2 separate regions of the Homo sapiens genome follow, and region 2 is linked to region 1. Evidence: read pairs that join two places in POLR2A ChIA-PET (ENCODE). Cell type or tissue: GM12878. All regions are shown on one strand. Region 1 overlaps TSPOAP1-AS1 (TSPOAP1, SUPT4H1 and RNF43 antisense RNA 1). Region 2 overlaps MTMR4 (myotubularin related protein 4).

Region 1 (2,500 bases):
GAGGCAAGGGAGTTATCACAGGCACTGAACAAGACAGCAGTCGGCCCACCCTGTGCAGGCAGCTGCAGCACTTTCTCTGGTCAGCTGAGTAGACTCACTTCCTCTGCCCTGCACCCCAGAGAGGCCGGGAGATGGAGGGCGGGGTCTCAGGAGGAGGGGTGGGGCATGGTCTGGATTCATGGAAGGTGAGGAGATGCAGGAGAAATGAAGGGGGGTATGTCCCTGGGGAATCAGCTGGAGGCAGGCAGGCATCAGTCTCTTCTGCTTTTGCTTAGGGACTAAGATTCAGGAATCCCTCTGGCCTTGGCACCTCCCCCTACCTTGTTCTAGACACCAGGGGCCAAAATTGAGAACCACATGATATCCTTGCAAAGGGATCGTTTATAGCACCTGGAAACAAGAATCTAAGAAGCAGCCTTTGGCCTTGTGCCTCTACACTAATCATCTATTACATCCCTATGGCAATTTCCAGGTTCAAAATGGGCCACCTCTATTATTGCATTTGACCCTCAGTGCCATCCCACGAGGCAATATTATTCCCCTTTCACAGATGAGAAAACTGAGTTTCCATTACATCTCTCGCCCACAGTCAGTGGCCTGGTGAAGCTGCACTGGTGCTTCAGCCTTTCCCCTTGCACAACGCTGCTGTCCCTATGGCCTCCCTTCAGTTCTCCATGGCAGATGGGGATCCAGGGCCCATAACTGGGGCAGGGGCATGGGGGTCCTCCAGGTTTCCCTTTTTCTTCCTTGAACCCCATCCAGCCTGCAGGTGGGGCTCTGGGGTTGCAGGTCCACTGACCTTAGTAACAAAGGCTCCTTGGGGGTGAGGGCTTCCATGCCTCCTGTGTTCACCCACCCTGGGACCCCTCGAAGAGGTGCCGGGACCCCTGACACCCACCCCCATTTTGTCCCAGGCTTCTCACCTCCCCCTCCCCAGAGCCGCAGCCCCATGACGCAGCCAGCCGCTGTTGCCCCATTGGCCCGCCCTAGTGCATTTGCCCTTATTTGGCCAGGCCAGCTCCAGGCTGGGTCTCCACCCCCGGCCCAGCCCCCGCAGGCCTGTCTCTCTCACTTCGTCTTTTTGAGGTTTGGCTCTGGGGCTCTGGGGCTCTGGGGCCCTGGCGGGCGTCACTTCAAACGCACTTTCTGGTTGAGTCACTTTTTAACGGCTCCAGTGCTGTGAGCTGCTGCTGCTGCTGGGTCCCTGGCCTTGGGGGCCAACCCTCCCCCATTTGACTGCTTAATAGGCTCTGAAGGAAAGGGCTGGGGAGGCCATCTGCTGCTGGAGAGACTCTGCGGGCCACCTGGCCACCCAGTTAGGCCCCTCTGCCCCCCAACCCACAAGCCTGGGCCAGAGGGTCCGCCCTGGGTCGCTCCCACTGCTTTTTCCAACGGGGTTGTGAGGGGAGAACAGGTCTTCACAGAAGACCTGTTCTTTGGGGACTTTGAATTGAGCTCCCTCTGGGGAACAGAAACGGGGTGCCCGATTTTCAGGAAGGTGAAACTTAACCTCGCTGAGTTTCCGGTTCCTCATCTCTGAGATGGGGATACCATCACTTACCTCACTGGGTCAGCATGACGATCAAGCGAGATTCAGATTGAGTGTGTTTCATCAAGTTCTCTAGCTGCCTGGGCTGCCTCCCTTCCCTCGGCCCCGAGTGCAGAACGTGGAGGTGAACGGGATGAATCCAAGCTGGTTCGCAGGGCAGTCCTCACTGAGCAGTCTCTTTCCAACTCTCACCACCTTTTCCAGCTGGTCCTGGGATGTGAGGAATCCTGTTGGGGGCAGGAGGCTGGCAGGAGGAAATAGATAGCTCTTTGCCCCTTGTTTCCAGACAAGATAAGGGGAGAATTCTACTAGAGCCATTCCTAGCCACCCTGCCTTCTCTGCATTTTGGGAGGTGTGCCCTCGAGCCAGCTGAGAAGATACCATGGCTGCCTGGGGGCTGGGCAGGATTTGGAACACAGATACTGCTGCTTCCTCCTGCGAGGTCTCTGGGCTCCTGTGCTCTTGGGGACTTCCTAGAGCACAAACAAGTCTTTTGGTCAACTCCCTCCCCATTTTTATAGGTGAAGAAACAGGCTGGGGTTTAGGGGCAGATTCAGTGACTGGCCCAGAATTGTACCATAAATAATCACAGGGTGAGGATTAGACCCCTAGTTTCTTGACACTTAATTTTATCCTCTGCTTGGTGATCCTGATGTTGGGATAGGGAGTGGGGCTGATGAGGGATTGTAGTGGGTTCCAGGCAGAAAACCAGCTCTTGGACCCCCTCCCTGTCCCCGCCACACATACACACACAATTTATTTGCAGCAGTTGGAACTGGAGCAGGTGCAGCTATGCAAGTTAAACCCAGCACCTGTGTGTGGAGAGAGTCCAGAGGGAGCTTTCATCTCTCCACTTGTGTCCCCAGAAGATCCCAGAGGAGAAAGCTTCTGGTTTCACGGCCACTCCCACAGCAGTGGTCAGGGTAGCCTTCCTCACACCCACACCCCCTT
Region 2 (2,500 bases), 170 kb before region 1:
ATACAAAAATTAGTCGGGCTTGGTGGTGCGCACCTGTAATCCCACCTACTCGGGGGCTGAGGTACGGGAATCACTTGAACCTGGGAGGTGGAGGTTGCAGTGAGCCGAGATTGTGCCACTGCTGTCCAGCTTGGGTGACAGGGTGAGACTACCTCTCAAAAAAATAAAAAAAAAAAAGTTGGGGATCCCTTCTGTTTCTCTCTGACCTCATGTTTTCCTGCCTCATTTTCCTAGCTCTGTTTCTGGCTCATTCTCCTTTCTCCTCTTCTCTCTTTCCATTATTCTATTACTGGCCCTTCTAAGGAGCACAGTGGCATTGTTGGAAGAACACAGGCTTTGGAGTCAGGCAAACCTGGGCTCTTTTCCTGCGTTGCCACTCACCAGCTGGGTGACCTTGGTCAAGTCACCTAACTGAGGCTTGATTTTTCTCCTCGTAATATGGGCTGAAAGCACCTGCTGTGCAACGTTATTGGGATCATTAATTGGGATCACATATGCAGAGGACTCCGTACAGTTACCAGGTGCTTAACAGACCCTCAGTAAATGTTGGTTTCCTTCCTGCTATTGATACATTAGTGCCTACGCTAGGGTGAGGGTGAGGAGTGGTACCCAGTGGGGAGTCTGAGCTTCAGTTTGCCCTTCCTCTACAGGTCCCCCTCCGGATGATTGACAGTGTGGAGAGCCGTGATATGTTCCAGTTGCACATTTCCTGCAAGGACTCCAAAGTGGTGAGGTGAGAACAACGGAGCCTCACTCAGGTCCCCTGGCCCTAGTCTTGTCCAGTTCTCTGTGCTGCAGGGTTTCTCTGGTGCAAGAGAGGAAAGATCCTGCCTCACTTTCCCCAGTTGGAAGAAAAGGTGAAGACCATGTTCTGGGTTGGGAGGTCAGTTTACTGACCCATAGGATCTTGACCTGAAAAAATGGGGGTAATGCCTAGTTCATGGAGTCATCGTAAGGATTAAGTGAGATAATGTGTATGTGTATGAAAGCACCGAGGACAATATCTGGCACAGAGCACTCATATTATTGTTGGTTTATTTATTTATTCATTTGATATACATGTATTGAGTACCCTACTCAATGCCAGCCTGTTTTAAGCCCTGGGGATACAGCAGGGAACAAATAGACAAAATTTTGCCGCCTCAGAGAGCTTACATTCCAATGAGGAGATACCAACCGTAAGTAATAAGTAAAATTTGTGAAATGATAGTAAGTGTAAAGGAAAAAAATAAAGCAGGGAAAGGGAATAAGGAGTGCTATGAGGGTGAAGATTGTAAAACAATCAGGCTGGGCACGGTGGTTCACGCCTGTAATACCAGCACTTCGGGTGGCCAAGGTGGGAAGATCCCTTCAGCTTAGGAGTTCAAGATCAGCCTGGGCAACATAGCGAGACCCCATCTCTACTAAAAATAGAAAAAATTAGCCAGGTGTGGTGATGCGTGGGGAGATCGCTTCAGCTTAGGAGTTCAAGATCAGCTTGGGCAACAGGACGAGACCCCATCTCTACTAAAAATATAAAAAATTAGCCAGGCGTGGTGATGCATGCCTGTAGTCCCAGCTACTCAAGAGGCTGAGATAGGAGGACCTCTTGAGCCTGAGAAGTCGAGGCTGCAGTGAGCTGTGATTACACCACTGCACTCCAGCCTGGATGACAGAGTGAGACCCTGTCTCAAAAAAACAAAAGTGATCAGAGAAGCTGCACCGAAAAGGTGGCAGTCGAGTCAAGACTTGAAGAAAGTGGCCATGTGGCTATTTGGTGGAAGAGTGTGCCAGAGACAGAGAACGGCAAGTGCAAAGGCCTTGAGGTGGGTGTGTGCCTGCATATTGGGAGACTGGCAGGGAGGCTGGTGTTGTTGGAGTAGAGCACGTGTGGGTGAGGGTAGTGGGTTATATGACCTGAGAACAAAGCCGGGTGTCAGACACTTTGGCTGTCATGAAGACTGGCTTTTACTTTGAGGGAACTGAGAAACCACTGGAGGATTTTGAGCAAAGGAGTGATGTGATCTGATTAATGTTTCATAGAATCACACTGGCTGCTATATTGAGACTAGATGAAAGAGAATGGGGGCAAGAGCAAAAGCAAAAACTGGGAGACTAGTTAGGAAGCTATTGCAGTTACCCAGATGAGAGATCATGGTGGCCTGTCTGAGGTGGTAGCAGCCAAAGCGGTGAGAAGCATTCAGATTCTGGGTGTATTTTGAAGGTGGAGATGAGAAGATTTGCTGACAGATTTGAAGTGAAAGAAAGAGGAATCTGGATGACTCCAAGGTTTATTAAAAGGATACCTACTTTAGAGCCTACCATGTGCTCAGGTCTGTGGGGCATTCAGAAGGAGCATTCACATTGCCCTTCCCTTCAAGGAGGCTAAACTCTAGCTGCTGGAAGAAGATTTAACATGTGGCAATATGCTATGGGAAAATGTGTTGCTTAGTACTCCAAGTAGGCCAGGCACAGTGGCACATACCTGTAATCCTAGTACTTTGGGAGGCCGAGGGAGGAG

Evidence for each region. ChIA-PET counts read pairs that join two places held together with the same protein. Peaks named below come from ENCODE experiments on the same cell type or tissue, not always from the same donor. Only the 100,000 strongest peaks of a DNase experiment are listed, where the experiment ranks them.
Region 2: POLR2A ChIA-PET joins it to region 1 with 9 read pairs; 8 of 35 experiments call an interaction of 5 or more read pairs at or near these places.

The regions. Positions count from the first base shown.
Region 1 is chr17:58,336,741-58,339,240 of GRCh38, reverse strand. It overlaps TSPOAP1-AS1 (TSPOAP1, SUPT4H1 and RNF43 antisense RNA 1), which reads right to left. Exons shown (of 5, transcript NR_038410.1): 3 at 1,562-1,793. Among named protein-coding and RNA genes, the nearest start is that of MIR4736, 2.0 kb to the right of the region's middle. RefSeq lists enhancers at 114-173, 919-1,213, 1,184-1,393, 1,624-1,693 and a silencer at 659-953. In GM12878, no CTCF peak of the experiment used is centred here; DNase peaks (open chromatin) are centred at 130, 1,100 and 1,520; H3K4me3 peaks cover 2,311 bases; H3K27ac peaks cover 2,500 bases.
Region 2 is chr17:58,509,662-58,512,161 of GRCh38, reverse strand. It overlaps MTMR4 (myotubularin related protein 4), which reads left to right. Exons shown (of 18, transcript NM_001378067.1): 4 at 651-733. Among named protein-coding and RNA genes, the nearest start is that of MTMR4, 3.7 kb to the left of the region's middle. In GM12878, no CTCF peak of the experiment used is centred here; no DNase peak of the experiment used is centred here.